Regions from separate parts of the Homo sapiens genome. Here region 2 is linked to region 1. A link is a loop called in an ENCODE intact Hi-C map of the cell type or tissue named here. Cell type or tissue: endothelial cell of umbilical vein. All regions are shown on one strand. Links, peaks and the distances in the headings refer to the core of each region. The heading gives the core; the rest is flanking DNA.

Region 1 (11,444 bases), core at 1,234-9,233:
CCAGCTCAATACTTTGCCATCACTGGTGGTAGGTCTCAGACACATATGGTCCAAGGTGGTTCTGTGTCTCAGGCAAAAAAATGGAGAAAAAGATGGCTTTTATAAGGAATAGAATGTTTTTCTGATGAAATGTATTGATTTGGAAACAGCTTAATCCTAGATTCAGGATTAAATTCAATCAGCCTTCTATGTCTGTAAATTTCAAAAAGTATGATAAAGTAAATGTGGTTCATAAATTTTAAAAAGATAATCACAGCATCTTGACCATTTACAAAGCAAAGCATTCTGAATTAGGGCATTTGACCTCATAACATCCCCCCAGACTAGATAGATTAAGAGGTGAGAACCTGAGAAAAAAAGCAGATCAGAGTAGAGGCAGACAATTTGCTTAATTACTGCAGCAAAACCGGAAGTTGCAGAGTGGCAGAGTCTGCTGTCCTTTGGCAAACAAGGGACAGCCCACACACACTACAGACATCCTGTGGTCCACACTCTATGGTCACTTAGCAACCAAGAGGAGATTTCTTTGTATTCTGAGCTATTCACTGAGGTGGGGATGGGGGGTCTCCTAGAAGGCCCTTCAGAACTAGGCCACGTGGAGAGTTAGATTAAATGAAACTCAAGGGTATTATGGCTTTTCTCACAGAATATCTATTTCCTGACATGTTCCCGCCTCTGCTACTGAAGCAGGTCATGTATGAGTGCAGCTGCCACTCAGCCTGATTCAGACTTTTCATTCACAGGTTTAATTAAAATTTCTAGCAAGCACCATCTATCATTTCTCTTTTGTAATTTTTCTCTCTGAGAGAAACAAGTTCAGTGCTCATGATCTCTTGCATGGTTATGGTGCCTTTCTTTCTATAGGAAGAGATTAGTAACCTCTTTAACAACTTATAGATTTTCACTGGGAACCTTGATTGAAAGAAAATCATAATTGTTAGTCTGTGTTTGGAGCTAAAGATAATGTGGGTAAACTCCCTGAGGTTTATTATGGTACTCGGTGTAACACATTATAAGGTCCAAAAAATATTATATTTTTTGGAATTGTTTTTTATGATACTGTAATGTAACAAAGCAGTTCCCCTCTAGGACTGTCTAGATCCCTGGGTCTTGTGCTTATAAAAATTGGGATTCATAGGCTAATTTCAGTGTTTTAGAAAGACAATGGAACTTGAACCTTTACCAATGGCTATGTTGCATGGACTCACCAGATACCATGCTTTCGGCCAAATTAATATAAAAATTGTTTCTTTATACTAATCAGTTGATGGTCTGCATTTCATGTATATGTTTTTTATTAGTTAAAATGGGGACCAAGTTATTTACTAATGAATAACATTTGCTGATAAAGTCTTTCAGCACTGTGTGTGTGAAAAATAATGCAAATATTGGAAGGAATTGTAAGATGGAACCCTGGTACTGACTGTTTTGTCACTTTGAGTAAGTTATGCAACTATTGTGGGAATGAATTCCCTCATCTATATAAAGGGGATTAATAGTATTAATTAGACAGATTTGTTGTGAGAGCTAGAGAGGACAGCCTCTTAATGATGGAGAGTTATCATCAGCAACAGAAGCAGTAGTAGCATCATTATCATTATTTTTCTTTCGAAACCAGAAGTTTAAAAGAAAAATAAAGTTAAGGGGTTCCTTAGTTGTGAACCAATTGGAAAGTACTGTGTTTTTTCTTTCTTTTTCAACTTTTATTTTAGAATCAGAGAGTATATGTGTAGGTTTGTTACAAAGCTATATTGCCCAGTGCTGAGGTTGGGGTATGACTTGAACCCATCATCCAGGTAGTAAGCATAGTATCCAACAGGGAGTTTTTCAGCTCTTGCCCCCACATCCTTTTCCCCTCTAGTAGTCCCCAGTGTCTATTGTTCTCATCTTTATGTCCACATGTACCCAGAATTTAGCTCTCCCTTATAAGTGAGAAAATACAGTACGTTGTTTTCTATTCCTGTGTTAGTTAGGTTAGGGTAATGGCCTCCAGCTGCATCCATGTTGCTGCAAAAAAAAAAAAAATAATAATAATAATGTGATTTTGTTCTTTTTTTTTTTTTTTTTTGGCCGTATAGTGTCTACGTACCATGGTATATATGTACCATATTTTCTTTATCCAATCTACAACTGATGGCCACCTAGGTTGATTCCACGTCTTTGCTCTTGTGAATAGTGCTGCAATGAACATACACATGCATGTGTTCCTTTGGTAGAATGATTTATTTTCCTTTAGGTACATACCCAGTCTTGGGATTGCTGGGTCAAATAGTGGTTCAATTCTTAGTTCATTGAGAAATCTCCAAACTGGTCTTTACAGAGGCTGGACTAATTTACATACCTCACCAACAGTGTGTAAATGTCCCCTTTTCTCTGCAGGCTTGCCAACGTCCTTTTCTTTTTGACATAACAAAGCCATTCTGACTGGTACAAGATAGCATCTCATTGTGGCTTTGATTTGTATTTCTCTGATGATTAGTGATGATGAGCATTTTTTCATGTTTGTTAGCCATTGTTTGTCTTCTTTTGAGAGGTGTCTATTCATGTCTTTTGTTCACTTTTTAATGGGGCTATTTGTTTTTTGCCTGTTGAATTCTTTAAGTTCTTTATAGATTCTGGATATCACACTTTTATCAGAGGCATAACTTGTGAATGTTTTCTCCCATTCTGTAGCATGTCTGTTTACTTCCTTGATAGTTTCTCTTCTTTCGTAGAAGCTCTTTAGTTTAATTTGGTTCCACTTATCAATTTTCGCTTTTATTGCAATGCTCTTGAGGACTTAGCCATAATTTCTTTGCAAAGGCTCCTTATGACTTGCCATATGCTTTTCGTTCCTGTTACCCCACTCCCCAGGCCAAGTTTTCCAGTGACTTTTGAAGTAGTTTGTACAACTGCATAGGGCCTCACTCTGGCCCTTTAAGGATCCCACTTACTTACTTTTTTTGAGTTAGCACCCCTTTGGGAGGAGGGGAAATTCTTCCTTTGCCATTTGTGAGTTTTTACTCCAATCCCCATGTCAAGAAGGATATTTCCTAGGTTTTCTTGTAGGATTTTTACAGTTTGAGACATATTTAAGTCTTTAATCCACCTTGGGTGTTTTTTTGTATATGTGTAAGGAAGGAGTCCAGTTTCGTTCTTCTGTGTATGCTTAGCCAGCCATCCAAGCAGCGTTTATTGAATTAGCGTCTTTTCCCCATTGCTTACTTTTGGCAAGTTTGTCAAAGATCAGTTGATTGTGCGTGTGTGGCTTTATTTCTGTGTTCTCTGTTCTGTTCCATTGGTCTATAGTTCTGTTTCTGTACCAGGACCATGCTGTTTTGGTTACTGTAGCCTTGTAGTATAGTTTGAAGTTGGGTAATATGGTTCCTCTGGCATTGTTCTTTTTGCTTAGGATTGCTTTGGCTATTTGGACTCATTTTGGTTTCATATGAATTTCAGCTTTTTCTATGTGTGTGAAAAATGATTGGTAGTTTGATAGGAATAGTGTTGAATCTGTAAATGGGAAGCAGTGCTGAATGAAGTCAAGACTCAACTGATTCTGTGTTTGTATTTTCTGTTATAAACTATCTTGGGAAAGTAATGATATCATTTAAGGGTTCTGTGTCTTCAACTATGAGAAGGAAAGCTTTGGATTGATGATAGTAAGTTACTAGTAAAGTTAACTAAAGTTCAAGGTACTTTCTAGGTCAGATAGTTCATATTCCTTACCATATACCAACCTCCCCAGGTCTGCTACACATAGTATTGGTTGGCAAGGCATGAATCTTCTGTGACTCTAAATTTCATTATCTGTAGAATGGATATAGAAATAACTGCCTTCCAGGTGATTATACGTTAAGAGCCTGGCATATAATAGTCATTGCTCACAATGTAAATGGTAGCTGCTCACTCAGCCTTTCCCCACAAGCAAGGTTTCATAGGTTTTTTACCATCCTATGCACATTTATTGTATATGCTCCAAGATGACTATGTCGTTCCTCCAATATGAGCCTCAGAATCAAACCCAGTCCTACAAATATGTTCTCATAAGTAGCCTAAATCCTCTGTGTATCTTCCCTCTTCTATTCCTATGTAGAGGCATTCACTTTCATTTCTGAGACATTTCTCCTGTCTCTCTTTCTACCTGGTTTCCCCAACTCATTGTTGCTTTTAACTATAAGATCTGAGGTCATGGTTTAGATTCATTTGAAGACCACTTTGCGTCTTCTGGCATGGCTACAGAAGGTTCCAGTAAACCTGACACAGGCAATCCTGTGGTTAAATTGCAAGGACACCTTCAGTCTTAGAGGACAAAAAGAGGAAAAGGGATAGCAAAAATTCCAGTGTTCCTCCATCACACTAGACATATTCCAAATGTAGAGATTCTGAATGCCAAGAACAGCTTGCTTGGTCTGTGTGAGTCGTGGATGTTTTGTCATCTAAGCCCGATGTACTCTCCCACACTTTGCATCATTACTGAGGGATAAAAAACAAAAACAAAAATCCCCCCATAGCACTCAGAAAGTGCATCTTTATAGTCCGCATGGAAAAAGAAGGTCAGTGGCACAAAGCATTTGATGCCCTACCACCTCCTCTTTTTTCCATTCATCCTGGGTGAAGGAAGAGTGTGTCTTTTCTCCCACTCCTACCTAGCCTGTCTGATTCACTCTGTTGCATTGTCCTCATTGGAAACTGCTTTCCTGGACTCTTGACACATTCTTACTGTATCAGAGCTGTGCTTAACCAGGAAGTGCCAGATGGTACTGAATCACTGGCTGCTTAATATTCAAGAACAATATTACATACAGAACAGAATAATGTATGTGTTGATTAAAGGACTTTGCTGATGTCTTGGGAATCAGGAAATGCCCTTGTCACCTCCACAGCTGTGCCTTGACAATTTATGCAGATTACAAGTTTTGTGGGGGACTCTTTGCTAAGCATGTTTCTACCTTTTTTTTAAACTATATCTTCAGCACTTGGTTTTTTGCTCTAAGCTGCTTGCCATTCAAAGTCCTAGATATATGCTACTTTCGTTGAAAAGATTGTTTTCTAGTGTCCTCTTCCTTGTCGCTCTCTTCAGGATTATAAGTCTATAAGGGAGTATAGGACAAAAACTGTAAACATAGATAGCTGTACTTTTTTCGGGGAACTGGCATTATAATTCTGGAAGATGTCAACATATTGGCACATTCAGAAATTACCTTCATGATGCTATGGACTGTGAGTAATATGTAGTTATCTGAAACAGTTTCTGAACATGAAAGGATATAATAAATTCAAGGCATACTTCTTGGATAAATCCTTCTAAAGGACTTAGTTTTCTAAGGGGAGTTTTGGTTAAAATCCAAAGCAAACCAAGCAGAGAACTACCCTTTTATTGTTCTATCTGTCCACAAACAGATTCTGCTTCTGCGGTATCCACCTCAGAATAGCTTAAAATGTTCTTAATTATGTCCCTTAGTTCTGTTAAAACAATCACAAAGCTTACCAGGCTTTTATTTTTGAAAATAGATTTACATTTACATGAGTTGGATAAAAAAAAATTGTGAAAATGAACTTCATCCGAGCTGTCACCATCAATCTTTATTATTTTTGAAAACAATTGGCCAGATAGAAATACTGGTAAAAATTACTGAGAATGTCTTGAAGTGGGTTTTTGAAGATTAACCAATAAGATCAGCTGCATATCTCATTACCTAACAAGTCCTCCTATGTCCATTAATCTACTTATGTATGGATAGATAAGCGTTTATCCACTTATTCATGCAGAAAGAACTTATCACTGTCCACTATGCAAGGACTGGTTTTCAGTAATAGTAATATAGGATAGTATTAGTAATAAGTCATATCTCAAGACGTGTCTTGAACAATTTGCTGAATTTCTAGAAGATAATCGGCAATGTAGTACAGAAATGATTGTAATTGTATCTACCGTTTACTTCTATGAATGTTGGCCTTGTGTGGAAATAGACAAAAATAGATACCTGTCTCTGACAATGAAGTTACAAAATTGACCACAAAAGTAGATGCAAATGGGTAGGACATTGTCAGTGTTGGTGAGTGCAAACTTGTATCTCCTTCAGTGCTAAATATCACACTGTTAGGTATTTTCAGTTTTATTTTTGAGGACTTTTCAGAAAGAAGTGAGAAAGGCTTCTACTACTTCTTAAAATCTCATTCTCATAGTCACTACCCTATAGATTCTGAACAATGCATATTAGAATCACATGGATAACTTCTAGAAAACTACCTCCATAAGAAATTCTGATTTCATTTGTCTGAAGTGAGGCCTGATAATCCACATCTTAACATGCATCCCAATAATCACTTTCATTTCCCCACATGAATTCTTTTTCTTCACCACCATGAAAATACACAATTGTTCTTAAAACTGATATAATACATTTTTGAGCATTTGTCTATATTTGGTGAGAGAGAATAGATACTAATGAAACAAGATTCCTGCTCTCAAAAAGCTCCCAGACTTGGAGTTTTCTGAAATGTATGACGTAAATCCAGGCTCTGTAGCTATTTATGCTGTGTGACCCTGGACAGGTTGCTCAATCTCTCTGATCCTTGGCAATTAAACTGCAAAGGGAGAAAGCAAATATTTTTCTTCATAAGGTTACTAGAAGCATTAAATGAGATAAAGTGCTCAGTAGAAAGTAATGTTGTTCCTATTATTCAGTATTTATTATCAATTTAATGTGCATAACATACAATTATATGCGATATATGCAGTGCATGTACATATACATAGTTATGTATACATAATTGTTGTGTGTATGTGTGTATACATACACACATACACATTAAATATTTGTTACTTTCACACAGAGAAACATATGTGCTGGAGTGACAAGTAGATTTATTCCGAAAAAAAAAGAAAAAAGAAAAAGAAAAAAGATCAGCTAAATAGTTTTTAGCCCAGTAAAATACATTGGAGTCACTGGTGAGAAGCGTTGGGGGAAAAACACGTTTGCTTCTTTAGTTCTGATAGAATTTAAACAATGCAGCACTGCATTTTTATTCGGGGACAAACCCACGCATTTAATGTGCTGCTGCCACCTAGTGCTTAGATTCAATAACTACTATTTTGCTAGGAGTTTCTTTCAATGTCAGGTATTCAGGGTTGGAAAACAGCTTGGTATCTTGTTAGTTCTTTTGAAAGAGATCTTAAATATGGTTGAGATATGTTTGTGTTAGTTTATTGGTTCGCATTTCTTTTTAAAGTATGTAATTTTGAATAGCTGCTGGCTTAAGTGGAATGGTTTATTGGCTTCTTGCTTGTCATGTAGCTCATCTTTTTGAAAGGTGTCGGAGTGCCTCTGCAACATGAAATGGTGTGCGTTTCCTTAAGTTTGTATTTAAGCAAGATATGCTGCTCTGCAAGTAAAAGGAATGTAGCACTACGTCTGCTCTATTTGCACTGTTATTATGTTATAGTAAAATGTTATATTGTGAGTCTTGCATGTTAATTAAGCTCATGGTAGTAAAAGTGACACCAAAAGGAGAGGCCAAGAGACATGAGAAACAAGAAATTATCACTGAGATTTAGAATATGAAGAAAATATGTTTTTCTTCCTTTGACAGGAAAAGTTTCAGTATGATTTGACTTCTTCATATGAACAATCATATGATATAGAATAGGATTTTTCAAACTCAGGCTCTTGATATTTTGAATGAGATGATTCCTTGTTTGGGGCCTGGGGCTATCCTGTGTATTGTAGGAGATTTCACTGGGTTGCTGGCCTTTACCCATTAGATGCCAGTGTAAGCACTTGTATCCCTGCCCCTACTTGTGAGAACCAAAAAGGTCTGCAGAAATTGTCAAATGTCTCATGGGTTGAGAACCACTGATAGAAAAAGCACACTATAGTAATTACAGATCAAAAGTGATTTTTATATTTTTAATTAATCTAGGGTTTGTACTAATTGGGGACAGAGCTTATGTGATGCTTCATGAATTGCCAGCAAATTCAAGCTATTTAATTACTTATTCCCTCATTTATATATTTGAGAGAGACAACATCGTATAATAGTCAGTAGTATAAGTTTGAATCTCAATTCTGCCACTTACTAAATTTTGTGATTAAATAATTTACTATCTCTATTAATACTAAAATCTAAAATTCCATTTTCTTCAACCATAAACTGGAGATAATTATTGTATTTCCTTCACAAAATAAGTATAAAAATTAAATGAGATATTGCATTTAAAGTCCATATCACAGTGTCTACCAATTAGGTAATTACTCAGTAATTATTAATTATCATTTAATAGATATTTTAAATCCCTCTATGTGCCAGGAATTGTGGCAATCACTAGGGAAATACTGATGATTTACCTATAATTTCCCAAAGTAGATCAATGTAGTGGGAAAAGAATTCAAATATAATTATATATATAATTATCTTGATCATTACTGTAATAGAGAAGAAGTACAAGATCCTATGCCATGTCATTGTTATCAGGATTGACACTAATTTGATGGAGATACTTTTGGGAATCAATTGCTAGTCAGTAGTTAATTGGCTGAAGTAGAAAAAGTTCAATTTCCTGGGGCAGTATGCCTAGATTTCATATATATATATATATATATATACACACACACACACACACACACACACACAAACACACACACACACATAGGCATACATACACATATACACATATATATGTACATATATATGTGTGTGTGTGTATGTGTGTGTATCTCATATGAGATATATATATATATATATATATATATATATTCTTTTTTTTTTTTTTTTTTTTTTGAGGCAGAGTCTTGCTCTGTCGCCCAGGCTGAAGTGCAGTGGCGTGATCTCGGCTCACTGCAAGCTCCACCTACCGGGTTCACGCCATTCTCCTGCCTCAGCCTCCCGAGTAGCTGGGACTACAGGCGCCCGCCACCATACCCGGCTAGTTTTTTTGTATTTTTTTTAGTAGAGACGGGGTTTCACCGCGTTAACCAGAATGGTCGCGATCTCCTGACCTCATGATCCGCCCGCCTTGGCCTCCCAAAGTCCCGGGATTAGAGGCGTGAGCCACCGCGCCCGGCCATGATATGTATTTTTAATGTAGTCTTTGAAACTAGCAGAAAAGAAATATATATCTCTCTATATAGAGAGATATACGGATATATATTTTACTTCAGAATGCTGACCGAGTTATAAAACAAGTAAATGGTTCCTTATAACACATTAGCTATGAGAAAGTATGTTTATTTTTCTAACATGGTATGATACATAAACATGGCTCTCCGGGTCTGTTCTGGAAGTCATTAGAAAGAGACAACATATTTGGTAAGCACATTTTCCTTCTGTCTCCCTTTTCTCCTCTGTTAAATGGGTTATGTGTACCCCTACCTACTCTACCTACCTAACACATGTTACAGCCAATGGCATGATCTCCATCTGTGAATCAGCAGTGCATCCCGGAAAAAAGAGAGCAAAAATCTGGTGGGAAATTGGATGAGAGTGAGGTAATTGGAACACTGAGAGAAGGATTCTAACATCCACACCACCCCTGGTGCAGTCAACCCTCTTTAGCCTGGACCACTGCAATAGCGTTCAGACGGGCCTCTCCTATCCCTCTCGCATTTGTGTATAACAAACCTGCACGTTGTGCACATGTACCCTAAAACTTAAAGTATAATAAAAAAAATAGTGAACTACTCAGTGCTGTGTACAGAGCCATGCTGCTTTACATTTCTGTCCCTCTGCACCTGATTTCCCTCAGATGGAAAGCATTTTTATACTTTTTCATCCAACAATGTCCTACTTTTCTTTGATGCTCATATCATTTCCTCCAATGAGGACACTTTCACAAAACCTATTGCCCTCAAAGACTCGGCTGAAAGTATCCTCAATGTTTTCTTCTTCTCTATTTTTTTTTTTTTTTTTTTGACAGAGTCTCGCTCAGTCACCAGGTTATTTTTGGTAGAGACAGGGTTTCACCATGTTGGCCAGGCTGGTCTCGAAGTCCTGCCCTCAAGTGATCCGCCCATCTTGGCCTCCCAAAGTGCTGGGATTACAGGCGTGAGCCACCACACCCAGCTTTCAGTATGTTTTCTTAGCATCCTTTATTAGAATAAGCTTAACAAAGATATATTATTAAATATAGATAGATAATATAGATTATTAAAATTGCATTGTAATAAGAAATTTGAAATGTAGCATATGCAGAGAAGACCTGTTTTTTGCTTCAGAGTGTCAAAGATAATTGGGAAATAAAACAGCTATATAAATGGACATCAGAGGAGAAATAAAAATAACACTGAGAGCATAGATAACAAAACCACAAAGGTGAAGAAATTCTAGCAAAAATAGCTGCTATCAGAGATCAAATACTCAAAATGAAAAAGAATAGATTAGGCAAGATTAAATCCCCTTCCTGAAGACCTGTTTGGGTAATGGATAGACAGAGAAGAAAAAAATGGTAAATTTGAGATTTGAGAATGAATTTATGGTGAAGATACTGAGTGACTGGATAATGGAATTTCTTGTGAAACTGAGTTAAAGATCTAGAAAAGGTGTAGAGGGGATGGGGGTGTCTCTAAATGGAGAAATAGACAAAAATAAAATATAAAGGGAGAGGCAAGCCTTTTAGGTGCTGACATCAGACATCAGAGATTACCACCAGGTCCATGGTGTAGATGGATAGCACATCTCAGTTTGCAGGTCTCAGTGCTGAGGTCTTCAAGATCTGACAGACATGCTTTTCGCAACTACTTTTAGAAGTTAATGGGCCAAAGATGGAATATCCATTTCCATTAAAGTGTATGTGTTAATCATAATATACAGGAAAAGAAAGAGGAAAGATCTTAAAATCTGGAGGCCACTAATGTGACTTTAACATTAATTAATTTTCTTTTTCTGATCTCACTATAATAAACTGGCTAGATACTAGGGAGAATGAATCACAAAGTGGCAGAAAAGAGATATGGGTGAACTTAAAAGATATTGGAACCAAGAAAAGAGGGCTTTTAAGACAAATGAAGGAATGAACAGAATCAGAATGAGTTACACTATTGCCAGCTTTGCCTCCCTACACATATACTATAGATAAGGCGATGACTTCATGAAACCAAAGTGTTGGCAACTTAGGAATGGTTCTGTATATGAGGCCCTTCTACAAACAAGCACATCACTGGAGGCTGAGCTGAATTGAAAACAATTAGGAAATATAAGTTAGACTTATCAATGAGGAGTGAATATTGGTGTTCCTTTAACATCATTTTTTAGCTTAAAATACAAAAGGCACAGGAAGGTGTTTATCAGAAAACTCATAGTTTCTCACTGACATGAAGTGATATGGATATGCAGGTAAGATTCTGAAATACTAAAGATATTTGTGCAAGCAGGAACATATCATTGCACACAGTGGGTTACTGGAGAAAGAAAAGGAAGTGGCTGAGGGATCCACATAGCTGAAGATTTGTGCCATAGTTTGTCAT
Region 2 (11,444 bases), core at 2,354-10,353, 350 kb before region 1:
TATTTTAGAACCTTGAAAGAGCAAGCATAATGGGAGGCATTAAGAGAAAAAATGACCTTTGGAATCAGAGGTATACCAGTTTGAGTTTCATCTCCTTTACCTTGGCTCTGTAAACTTGAGAAAACCACTAAATATTCTAAGTAGAAGTACATAGGTTTTGTGAGTTGTAAAAAAATAAAACATAGAAAGCTTTTACCTCGGGGTTTGCAATGTGTTTTATTATTAGTTATGCATTTTCACATGTGTATCCTTTATCTTCAAACCCTACACTTTTTATAGAAATAATAGAGTAGATACTAAATGATTTGCAGCGGGGGAATAATGCAGTTGGCACTAGATTTATGACTTAAGATTAATTTGGATTTGGGACTAGTGACCAAAAAATGTACCTTTCCTTTTGGACTACCACAACATACTTCCACACCACTCTCTCCAACATCCCCACCATTCAATGTCCTCATGCTAGTCTAAATGTCTAAAGTCACCTCCCATGAGGTGCCTCCTTGTTGCCTGATCTCTTGGAATGACATTATATTTGCTAAATTTGTTCAACATACATCAAAACTAGTGCCCTGATACTTTTTCCTGGTAAACCCACTGTTAAAAAGACATGAGATATGAAATCCTTTACAGCTCAGATATTTGCATTTTGACAGGAGTCGAATATCAATTAGATCTTATTATGTTTTAAACAATGGAAACCAACTCTAGCTGATTTTGTGTGTGTGAGACAGAGAACTTTATTGAGATATAACTCCTGTACCAAATAATTCATCTGTTTAAAGTGTGCAATTTTGCATTTTTTTGTACCTTCACAGAGGTGCAAACATAACCATGATCAATTTTAGAATGTGGTTAACTTTTTTAAAAGGGGGAATATGTTGGAAGGATTCAGGAATGTCAAGAAAGGACCGAAAGCCCAAAGAACCAGGCTTGAAACCAGGCAAGATCCAAGGTGCCTCCGTAAAGTGAAGAGATGGCCTCAAAGCTGGAAGAGTCTGACTGGGCAACACTGGTGCAATGACAGTTTTAAATGGCTTCTTATGGTTTTTATTTCTTGCCTAAGATTCAGTGATCTGGGAGAAGCTGTCTCATTGGCTTTTATAACCACCCGACTATACCGAAGCTTCAGGTCACCCACTGTGAGACATTTGAGATAATGTCTTTATTATCTCATGACTATAATGGCTATACTGAAGCTTCAGGTGTGTAAAGTGGGCAATCAGTTTTACTGTGCCATGTAGACTACACACAACATAGGAGAAAGTTGTTCCGCAAAAGGTGATTAGGGTACTATCAGGGCAAGAGATTAGGTACTGAGAGACCCAAATGACAGGTATCTATTACCAAGATTATTGGATATTAATGAAAGGCAAAAAAACCCCATAAAGTAATGGTACAATTTGAGAGTAAAAGGGATATTGTTTCTTGGGGCTCAGGGGGTTAGACACACCTCTTTGTACTTGGAACGTGAATTTCTTGGATTCTAAGTGAAATCAAGTCTTCCATGAGGATCTAATTCTCCATAGAATCACAATGGGCATCATAGATTTTGGCCAATGTGAAATTTTCTTCTTTTTACTTTGATTCTGAGCCTTGTTGAAATGATTACCTCTGAGACAAAATCCCAGGAAAACTGCAGCACAATTTGTAACTCTTTGTCACCATTAGAAGAGCAGAAAGTAGGCAGCAATCCAAAAGACTCCTTCTTGTCATCAGACATTTTTGACCATCTTTCATGGTTATTGCAAAATAGACACCCAACTGGGTGGAAGTTGGCATTAAGTACTTCTACGGTCCCTTCAACTCTGAGACTCTGTGATTTCTTAACCTTTTTAGTGAATTATTATGTGTGCAGGGAAACTCCACAAGGAGTCACTAGATATCTATGAGAACTTTGCAAAACTTCAAAAAATAACTTTTTAAATGTGCAAATAGCACTACAACACAAAATAAAATTTTCAACAATGGTCAAATGAAACTTTAAATCCCATATTTAAATTTCTATAATTAAAGTGCAGGAAATATGTTTGGATGAAAATCTTTTTTGTTTTCTTCCAAATCAGTAGACATGAGTCTCCTAGGATTTTGACACTTTCTTTCAAAGCATTTGTTTTGACATCTGTGAAGATATACTAGATTCCCTTATAAACGTGATCACAAATAAACCTAAACACTCAAAGCAAAGTTTAAACCAGTCCCTCAAAATGAAACAACAGGATGTTTATTTTCATCTTATATAATTATTTATTCCCAGGTTTATTCAAAAGACATTTGAGATAATGTCTTTATTTTAATAAAAATACAGACACTTCTGGTTCTAGATCCTTGAGGAATCGCCACACTGTCTCCCACAATGGTTGAACTAATTTACACTCCCACCAACAGTGTAAAAGTGTTCCTATTTCTCCACATCCTCTCCAGCATCTGTTGTTTCTTGACTTTTCAATGATTACCATTCTAACTGGCGTGAGATAATATCTCACGGTGGCTTTGTTTTGCATTTCTCTAATGACCGGTGATGATGAGCTTTTTTTCATACATTTGTTGGCCGCGTAAATGTCTTCTTTTGAGAAGTGTCTGTTCATATCCTTCGCCCACCTTTGATGGGGTTGTTTTTCTCTTGTAAATTTGTTCAAGTTCCTTGTAGATTCTGTATATTAGCCCTTTGTCAGATGGATAGATTGCAAAAATGTTCTCCCATTCTGTAGGTTGCCTGTTCACTCTGAAGATAGTTTCTTTTGCTGTGCAGAAGCTCTGTAGTTTAATTAGATCCCATTTGTCAATTTTGGCTTTTGTTGCAATTGCTTTTGATGTTTTAGTCATGAAGTCTTTGTCCATGCCTATGTCCTGAATGGTATTGCCTAGGTTTTCTTTCTAGGGTTTTTATGGTTTTAGGTCTTAGGTTTAAGTCTTTAATCCATCTTGAGTTAATTTTTGTATAAGGCGTAAGGAAGGGGTCCAGTTTCAGTTTTCTGCATATGCCTAGTCAGTTTTCCCAACACCATTTATTAAATAGGGGAAATTGACCCAGCAATCCCATTACTGGGAATATACCCAAAGGATTATAAATCATTCTACTATAAAGACACATGCACACATAGCTTTATGGTAGCACTATTCACAATGGCAAAGACTCGGAACCAACCCAAATGTCCATCAATGATAGACTGGATGAAGAAAATGTGGCACATATACATCATGGAATACTATGCAGCCATAAAAAAGGATGAGTTCATGTCCTTTGCAGGGACATGGATGAAGCTGGAAACCATCATTCTCAGCCAACTAACACAGAAACAGAAAACCAAAGACCGCATGCTCTCGCTTATAAGTGGGAGTTGAACAATAAGAACATATGGGCACAGGGAGGGAAACATCACACACTGGGGCCTGTCAAGGGGTGGGAGGCAGGGGAGGGATAGAATTAGGAGAAATATCTAATGTAGATGACGGGTTGATGGGTGCAGCAAACCACCGTGGCACATGTATACCTATGTAAGGAACCTGCACGTTCTGCACATGTATCCCAGAACTTAAAGCATAATAATAATAATAAACTATTTGGCAAAAAAAGATACAGACTTTAATAGGAAAATGATGCAAATAGTAAGAATGATGCAAGCAGAAACATGCTTTTATGTTGAATATTCATTAAGTATTGCTTTTAATGCATAAATATCAGTTGTTTTCTACTGTTTCAGTCTGTCCTACTATTGCCCTGGCTAAAATGAGCAAAAGTAATTGTTTACTATTTAAGAACATTGACATGAATATGCCATGAATTTCAAGACTGTCTTGATGAAACTTGTGAGACAGGGGAAGTGTCAACTGTCCTAGGTAGACATCTCTGGTTCTTTGTGTTGGTTGCAGAGTACAGTGCCCCATTAAACAGGTGTGTTTTCTTGGCCAAGCCCTAAGCCCGATATCAGATTTACTCATCCTCTGTCCCACCGTTTTGGGGCCCTGACAAATTGTCAAAAATAATGCCTGATAATATCTTAATAGTTCTTCTTAACACTCTCTCTCCCCTCCCGAAGGATATGTCCACATTTAACTAGAGCCCACCAAGGAAAAGCCTGTTCTTTAGGAGCTGGCACTGCACTGTTCTTCTGGATACCTGTCCAGTGTTTGTTTGCATAACACCAACTCCAATGGTGTTACAGTGGCTGTTATGGTGGGACATTAAAGATGATAGTTTTCGGCAAGCAGAACTCTATGGTGCTGTTCGTAATCATTCATACATGCATAAGTGATTAAGTACCTCCTATGTGTCAGACACTGTGCTGGGCACTGGAGGTATAAAAATTAATAGAAATTTGAAACTTGTCTTTGAAGACACATGGTGGAGGCAGGAGGTAAATCATGCTTTACAGCAAAGTGATAAGAACCACGACAGAGGCACATATGGGAGCACTGAGGAAGACTCTCCAGAGGAGATATATTATATCTGTGTTTTGAAAGAAGAATGAGAGTTTGGCTAAGTGGAAAGAACTTCTACACAGAAGAAGCCTACGCAGAAGGGTTGAAGCAGAAAATCACTGAAGTTAAAAATTAATTTGGGAATCTACATGCTACCTCGGTGGAGATATAACAGTTAAGATCAAGAGCCAGGCTTCCTGGGTTCACATCCTAATACTTATTAATTGTAAATGATAGGAACTGTGGATGATGAGATTGTTTGATTTGTCCGTCCCTCAGTGTCTCCATATGTAAAATGGGAGGAATATTAGTAGAGTAATATCTACCCCATAGATTTGTTTGGCTAACCATAAAAATGTTCAGCCCATAGGAAGATTCCTTTTGTGTTCACTGTGATAGTCTCACTGTGGCTGAGCACAGAAGGTGGGAAAGGCAGGGTTGAGACATGAAGAGGTTAGCAGGAACCAGGAAATAAAGGGCCTGCTGGGCTGGGCTGCAAAGCTTGGCCATCCACCCTGAGGGGATAGCCTTTGTGGATTTTCCATTATAGAGTCATGTGGGCAACTGCTTCTCCAATTATAAATGAGGGGTTCATGGAAAATCAGATCTGAATCCAGAGCACACGTGCACTCTGAGGATACTAGAATGTGCTTACTAGGTGCCTGGACAATCCTTAGCTTGATTTAATCTTTTCAATGTTGTAAACAGATGTCTTCAGGAAAATTGTGTTATATGTGCTCCAAAACTTAGGTTGGAAAGAAACACAAGGCGCAAACGCTTTAGTCCAGATGAATGGATATGTGAAGTGGGTAAAGTGACTCAGGCAATCTATCATCCTCTAATTACTAAGCTTATAAAATGTATGCTTTGGAAATGTTTTGAAGTGTCTGCAAAATGCATTCCAGAAAAGTCATCAGAGTGTGTAGTACCATTTCCTGGGTACTAATAAAATACACTCTCTCTCATTAATGCCCTATTAATAATCACTTCAGCCATCAATACCTTATTATTAATTGACTTATTAGAGAAGGCAAAAGAAAAAATACAACTGGCAACCCTCAATTTTGGAGCTTAAATTTCAAGTAATGTTTGTAACACATTAAATCTTGTGTGCATTACAAAATATTTTATAAAAATTGGGTCATGAAGTACATTCTATTTTTAACATGCCTTTCTTTTCACTTAACACTGCACAGTGAGCACTTTTCCACATGACTGCATATTCTCCTATATGTTCAATTTTAATGGCTGCATATAGTTTTATCATCCAGCTGTAACACAGATTTTTTTTTAAATTCTTCGACATTTATGTGGATTCTAAAATTTTACTGTTATAAAATAGTATAAAAACTAAATTCGCGTAGCTAAATTTTTGCCCGGGTCTATGATTTTTTTTTCTTTCAGAATAATTCAAAGTGAGCATTTCTCAAGTCTTAAAAGGCCCTGATTTAATTGCAGCTGTTGGTCAGGCCTGGGTGCTCCCTGAGCCCTCCTCAGAGATGAGGTGCCTTGAGTGTGATACTGCAGGGCTTCTTACAGGCTACTTGACAACAGCCAGGTTCACTCTTACCCACAATGGGAAGAGAGTGGTTTCCCTGAAGGATCACGCAGTTCTGTGTAAATGATATGGCAAGCTACTCCCTGCCGTTCCAGGGCTGGGGTGCAGGGACCTCAGAGAAGGCGGTTTTGAAGGATTCCACTTTGAGCACAATCTGGCTCTGCAGCCAGGCCTCTCAGCACTCATGAATTTCCATTTTAAAACAACAACTGCTCTTTGAATTGAAATTCTATAGCCAGAGAATAAGAACAAAATGAAAGCCTTTATCCTTAATGAAGGTTTATGACAATAAGGTGATTTTGAGTATTTCTTAATATTATTATGTGTTCAATGGAAAATCATTTTGTTTTCTTTGGTAGAACATAAATAATTAAAAATAATTTTTCCCAAACCAAATGCAAATACTTAGATATCTGAGGGGAAAGAAACAAAAACAATAACAAATGATCCAAGTGATCCAGAGCTCTTCCATTTTAATCTTCACACTTTCCTTTGAGGAAAATACTTTTATGTATAATCTATAAGTAAAGATTCATTTATATGTTTATAAACCACATCAGACATGTTGAAACAATAAAACAAAACATGTTTTTGTTCTTATATAATTTTTATAATTGTCAAAGAAAGTATAAGGAAAAAGTCACCTGTAATTGCATCACCCAGTGGTTATCTCATTGTATTCATTTCTTCAACCGTTTTCTTACATTTAGCTTGATTTAAAAACAACTATTATAACCATTTGCTCCTATGAGTATCTTTGTAGCTATATTTTGTTCAAACCTCTATTTATTTCTTGAAAAAGTTGCCCACAGGAAGACTGCATCAATTTGCTCACTCACCAACCATATATAAGAGGTAGTCATATAACTATTAATGGTTTATATCTAGTGAAACTGAAGGCTGCAAACGTCAAAATGGTTCCAACATTAGTGTCAGTAAATAAGGGTTGGACATGAATCCTTGCTTCCTTCCAGTTTATTCTGTTGCGCCTCCTAGGAGGAGAATGACCAGATTCGCTGACATTTGGGGCCAGGAGTGGTGGGGAGAACGTCTGAGACACACGCATAGGGTTTTGTTTTGTTTTGTTTTTTGTTTCAGGAAGCAGTCAGTTGCCCAAAGAACAATAGTTAGGAAACCAAGCCCTCAGAGGACCGCATTAACTTGTGCAGTAACAAGTTCAGGGACGCTGGGTGTCTCAGCTGTTCAATAACAAGAGAGGGGCAGAAAGGAAGGTTGCCATGGTGATGGCTTGCCGCACGTGCCGCATGGGGGTGGGGGCGGAGGTGACTTTCTGCAGAGCTAAATGAAGCTGTGGAAGTCGCCTCTCCTTGGCCTTGGGATGCGGCCCAAATTTGAGGCGTCTCGGCCGCTGCCTGGAGCCGGGCTGGAAGCACACTGGATCCCTTGGGGAAGGCAGGCTGCCCTTAGCATACAGAAACCCCCTCCTGGCAGCCATTTTATCGCATCTCTTATTCTTTGGCTTCTTCCCGGCTCAGGCCTCAGTGAAGCCCAGTTCACTCCAGGGTCTGCGGCGGGAGGCGGGCGCGCCCCACAGTGCGGGCTCGCCACGCGGTCCCTTGGCCTTCCCCATCTTACTTGCAGCTTCGCGCCGGGAAGGGTTGGTTTTCGTGGTGGTTTGATGTTGGGAGGGGAAATGGAAATTAAATTCCCGGCAGACTGGGTTGCGATCTCACATCTTGATCCTACTGCGGGTGCGTAAAGAAAACGGAGACGCAGATGTGATTCGTAAGTGAAGGCTGTAGTCTTGGCGCACTTGGCAAAGGCTTTTTATTTCATACATTATTTGTATTCTGCCGCAGTGATTTCGGAGGCAAAGCAGACGCGCACTAGCCTGGAATTAAGACACGTATTCACACATTGGTTAAGGACGCCAAGCAGATACTAATCCGTGGTGTTTTCACAGAAAAGAGAAAATGCACAGGCAGCACATGTCTTTCTATTTCACTCCGCTGCAGTGGGGAGATGCAAGGCAGGGCCTGAGTAATAGTATGCTTGATTAAATTCGGTCGCATTGCCTGCTTTAGGCATTTCATTTTTCCACCTGATGGATGGGGTGACACTAAACTGTGGCATTTTCTTTGTCTGCACTGTGTTTTGTATGTGCTACATGGCATGCAGTTTAGTGCAGAACTGGTTTTTTTGACAACTGGAAATAGTAACTTCTGTAATTACTGTACAGTGATGTAATCCAATGAAAAATCTTTTGGGTGGGGGGAAGAACTTAGGCAGAAAAGATTGTTAAAGGCAGTGATGATGGGATTTGGAGGTATAAAAAGGATGACAAAGCAGAAATAACTTCACTGCCCTCAAGCTAGGAGCAAAGTTCATTTATAATTCTCATAGTTACAGAAACTAAAAGCTAAAAAATGGTTCCGTGAGACAAAATCTTTTCTAACATTGCCTTTTCACAGTTGGAGAAATAAAGATTTGAAGAGGTAAAGAATTAACTTACCAAGGTCACAAAGCCGTAGGAATACAGACCTGCTTTTCTGGTTTAACTACGCTAAGTCAAAAAAAGCGAGATATGGAATTAACTGCATTGAAAAATGAATGATTCTCAAACTTTTTATCTCAGCCTCCTTCACACTCTCAATTATTGAGGACCCTAAGGGCTTTCGTTTTTGTGAACTGTATCTATCACTGTTTATCATGCTAAAATGCAAAATTTGGAATAAAAATACTTATTAATTCATTTTAAAATAGCAATAAAACATTAGATGATAACCCAAATAACTCATTTTTATGAAGAAGAAAATTAATGAGAAGGGATACATAGATTTCCATTTTTTGAAAATTAGTGTGGAGCTTATAGTTCGAGTCTCATCTCTGCTTCTGCATTCAATCTGTTTTAATGTGTTGCTTTGATTAACATACATGAAGAAATCTAGCCACTCATACCAAAAGAGAGGACCTGGTACCAGAAAGAGTCTTGAGAACTCTCAATAAGAGGTGTGCTGCTCCACTTGTGGAGAGTGTTTTAATAACCAGTTCATCATTGAAGAGAAAGCCCACTTTGTAGCACTGCCAATTTCTCTGGTGTAAATACTCCCAACATGGCTGGTAATGCAAAGTTGGGAAAAGACAGGCAGTAGCACATTATTCTATAGTATTTCTACCATACAAATACAACAGCTAGAAATAACCACAAGAGCCTAACAAGATTGTAATAAAATGTAGTAAAATGATTAGGAAATGATGGGTTGTGAATATTTATTATCTTTACGTTAATATAATTTGTTTAATTGACGTTTTTATAATATACTTTTTAATAATGATTATGTTTAAGGACTGACTCACAAAATTCTTTAAAATTTGACAGTGAGGACTGCTGAGTCAAATGGTATTTCTGGTTCTAGATCCTTCAGGAATCGCCACACTGTCTTCCACAATGGTTGAATTAATTTACATTCCCACCAACAGTGTAAAAGCATTCCTCTTTCTTCACAGCCTCGCCAGTATCTGTTGTTTCTATATTTTTAAATAATCGCCATTCTGATTTGTGTGAAGTGGTATCTCATTGTGGTTTTCATTTGCATTTCCTTAATGATCAGTGAAGTTGAGTATTTTTTCATGTTTGTTGGCCATATACATGTCTTCTTTTGAGAAATGTCTGTTCATGTCCTTTGCCCACTTTTTGAAAGGTTTGTTTTTTTTTCTTGTAAATTTGTTTAAGTTCCTTGTAGATTCTGGATATTAGAATAAAAATTATTCTATTATAAAGGTACATGCATGTGTATGTTCATTGTAGCACTATTCACAATAGCAAAGACATGGAATCAACCTAATTGCCCATCAATGATAGACTGGATAAAGAAAATGTGGTACATGTTTATGATGGAATACTATGCAGCCATAAAAAGCAACAAGATCATGTCTTTTGCTGGGACATGGATGGAGCTGGAAGCCATTATCCTCAGCAAACTAACACAGGAACAGAAAACCAAACACCACATGTTCTCACTCATAAGTGGGAGCTGAACAATGAGAACACATGGACACAGGAAGGGGAACAACACACACTGGTGCCTGCTGGGGGTTGGGGGAGGGAGAGCATCAGGATAAATAGCTAATGCATGTGGGGCTTAATATCGAGGTGATGGGTTGATAGGTACAGCAAACCACCATGGCACATGTTTACCTATGTAACAGACATGCACATCCTGCACATACATCTCAGAACTTAAAATAAAATAAAATACACACTTTGGGAGGCCAAGGTGGGCAGATCATGAGGTCAGGAGATTGAGACCATCCTGGCTAACAGGGTGAAACCCCATCTCTACTAAAAATACACAAAAAAAATAAAATTAGCCTGGTGTGGTGGCGGGTACCTGTAGTTCCAGCTACTCGGTAGGCTGAGGCAGGAGAATGGCGTGAACTCGGGACGCGGAGCTTGCAGTGAGCCTAGATTGCGCCACTGCACTCCAGCCTGGGCGGCAGAATGAGACTCTGTCTCAAAAAAATAAAATAAAATAAAATAAAATAAAATAAAATAAAATAAAATAAAATAAAATAAAATAAAATAAAATAAAATAAAATAAAAAAATAATAATAATAAATAAAATTTGACAGTGGGTCCTCAAGAGATGTCAGAAGCTGCTCCAGCACACCACTACCTCCAGGGATCCTCAAACCATAATGGGACAACCAGTGTATGAAGTTAATTCAACAAAAATTATTAAGCACTTAGTTTGTGCTAATGTGTGGATAATACATGTATTGAAATACAGAAATAAAAGAGTAATATCAAGGGTGGGGAAAAATAACTACAAAATGCAATAATTTGTGCTTAGTCCATTCAGGCTGTTATAAGAAAATACCATAAATGGGGTGGCTTATAAACAAACATCCATTTCTCACAGTTTTGGAGGCTGGGAAGTCCAGGATCAAAGCACCAGCAGATGCAGTGTCCGGTGAGGGCCCCTTTTCTGGCTCATAGGTGGCAACTGTTTGCTGTGTCCTTCACATGGTGGAAGGTGCAAGACAGCTTTCGGAGACCTCTTTTTTTTTGAGACAGAGTCTTGCTCTGGAGTGCAGTGGTACCATCTTGTAGCATCTGCTATATGCTATGATTTCACCCCAACCTTCATCTGAGGCCTCTTTTACAAGGGCATTAATCCCATCATGAAGGTTTTTCCCTCATGACCTAATCACCTCCCAAGGTCCTACTTCCTAATACTATCACATTGGTGATTAGGTTTGAACACATGAATTTTGGGGGAACACATTCAGACAGTAGCAATTAGGATACTTTAAACCTTCCATTATTAACTCAGTTTAAGTTAGTTATCCGGCTTCTTTATTGCTTTCCTAAGCACACCCCTCCCTCCAAATGATAATGTGTTTGTTTTCTCTAGACGTTACCATTTTATATTTTGTAGTAGGGCTGTAGGCTAAGCCAATATTTTCATCTGACAGCAGTGATCTGGATGTAACATCTCTC

The links. Peaks named below come from ENCODE experiments on the same cell type or tissue, not always from the same donor. Only the 100,000 strongest peaks of a DNase experiment are listed, where the experiment ranks them.
Region 2: it touches region 1 in a loop (6-fold over the local background); 8 of 110 quality-filtered maps call a loop at or near these places.

The regions. Positions count from the first base shown.
Region 1 is chr11:22,780,717-22,792,160 of GRCh38, forward strand. All of the region lies in intron 7 of GAS2 (growth arrest specific 2), which reads left to right. Among named protein-coding and RNA genes, the nearest start is that of LINC02718, 43 kb to the right of the region's middle. RefSeq lists enhancers at 506-555, 586-635, 11,379-11,444 and a silencer at 6,887-7,181. In endothelial cell of umbilical vein, for the core only: a CTCF peak has its summit at 7,056 (motif pointing left); DNase peaks (open chromatin) are centred at 4,805 and 7,045; H3K27ac peaks cover 1,444 bases.
Region 2 is chr11:22,425,246-22,436,689 of GRCh38, forward strand. No RefSeq gene overlaps it. Among named protein-coding and RNA genes, the nearest start is that of LINC01495, 61 kb to the right of the region's middle. In endothelial cell of umbilical vein, for the core only: no CTCF peak of the experiment used is centred there; DNase peaks (open chromatin) are centred at 7,226 and 7,786; H3K4me3 peaks cover 1,188 bases; H3K27ac peaks cover 804 bases.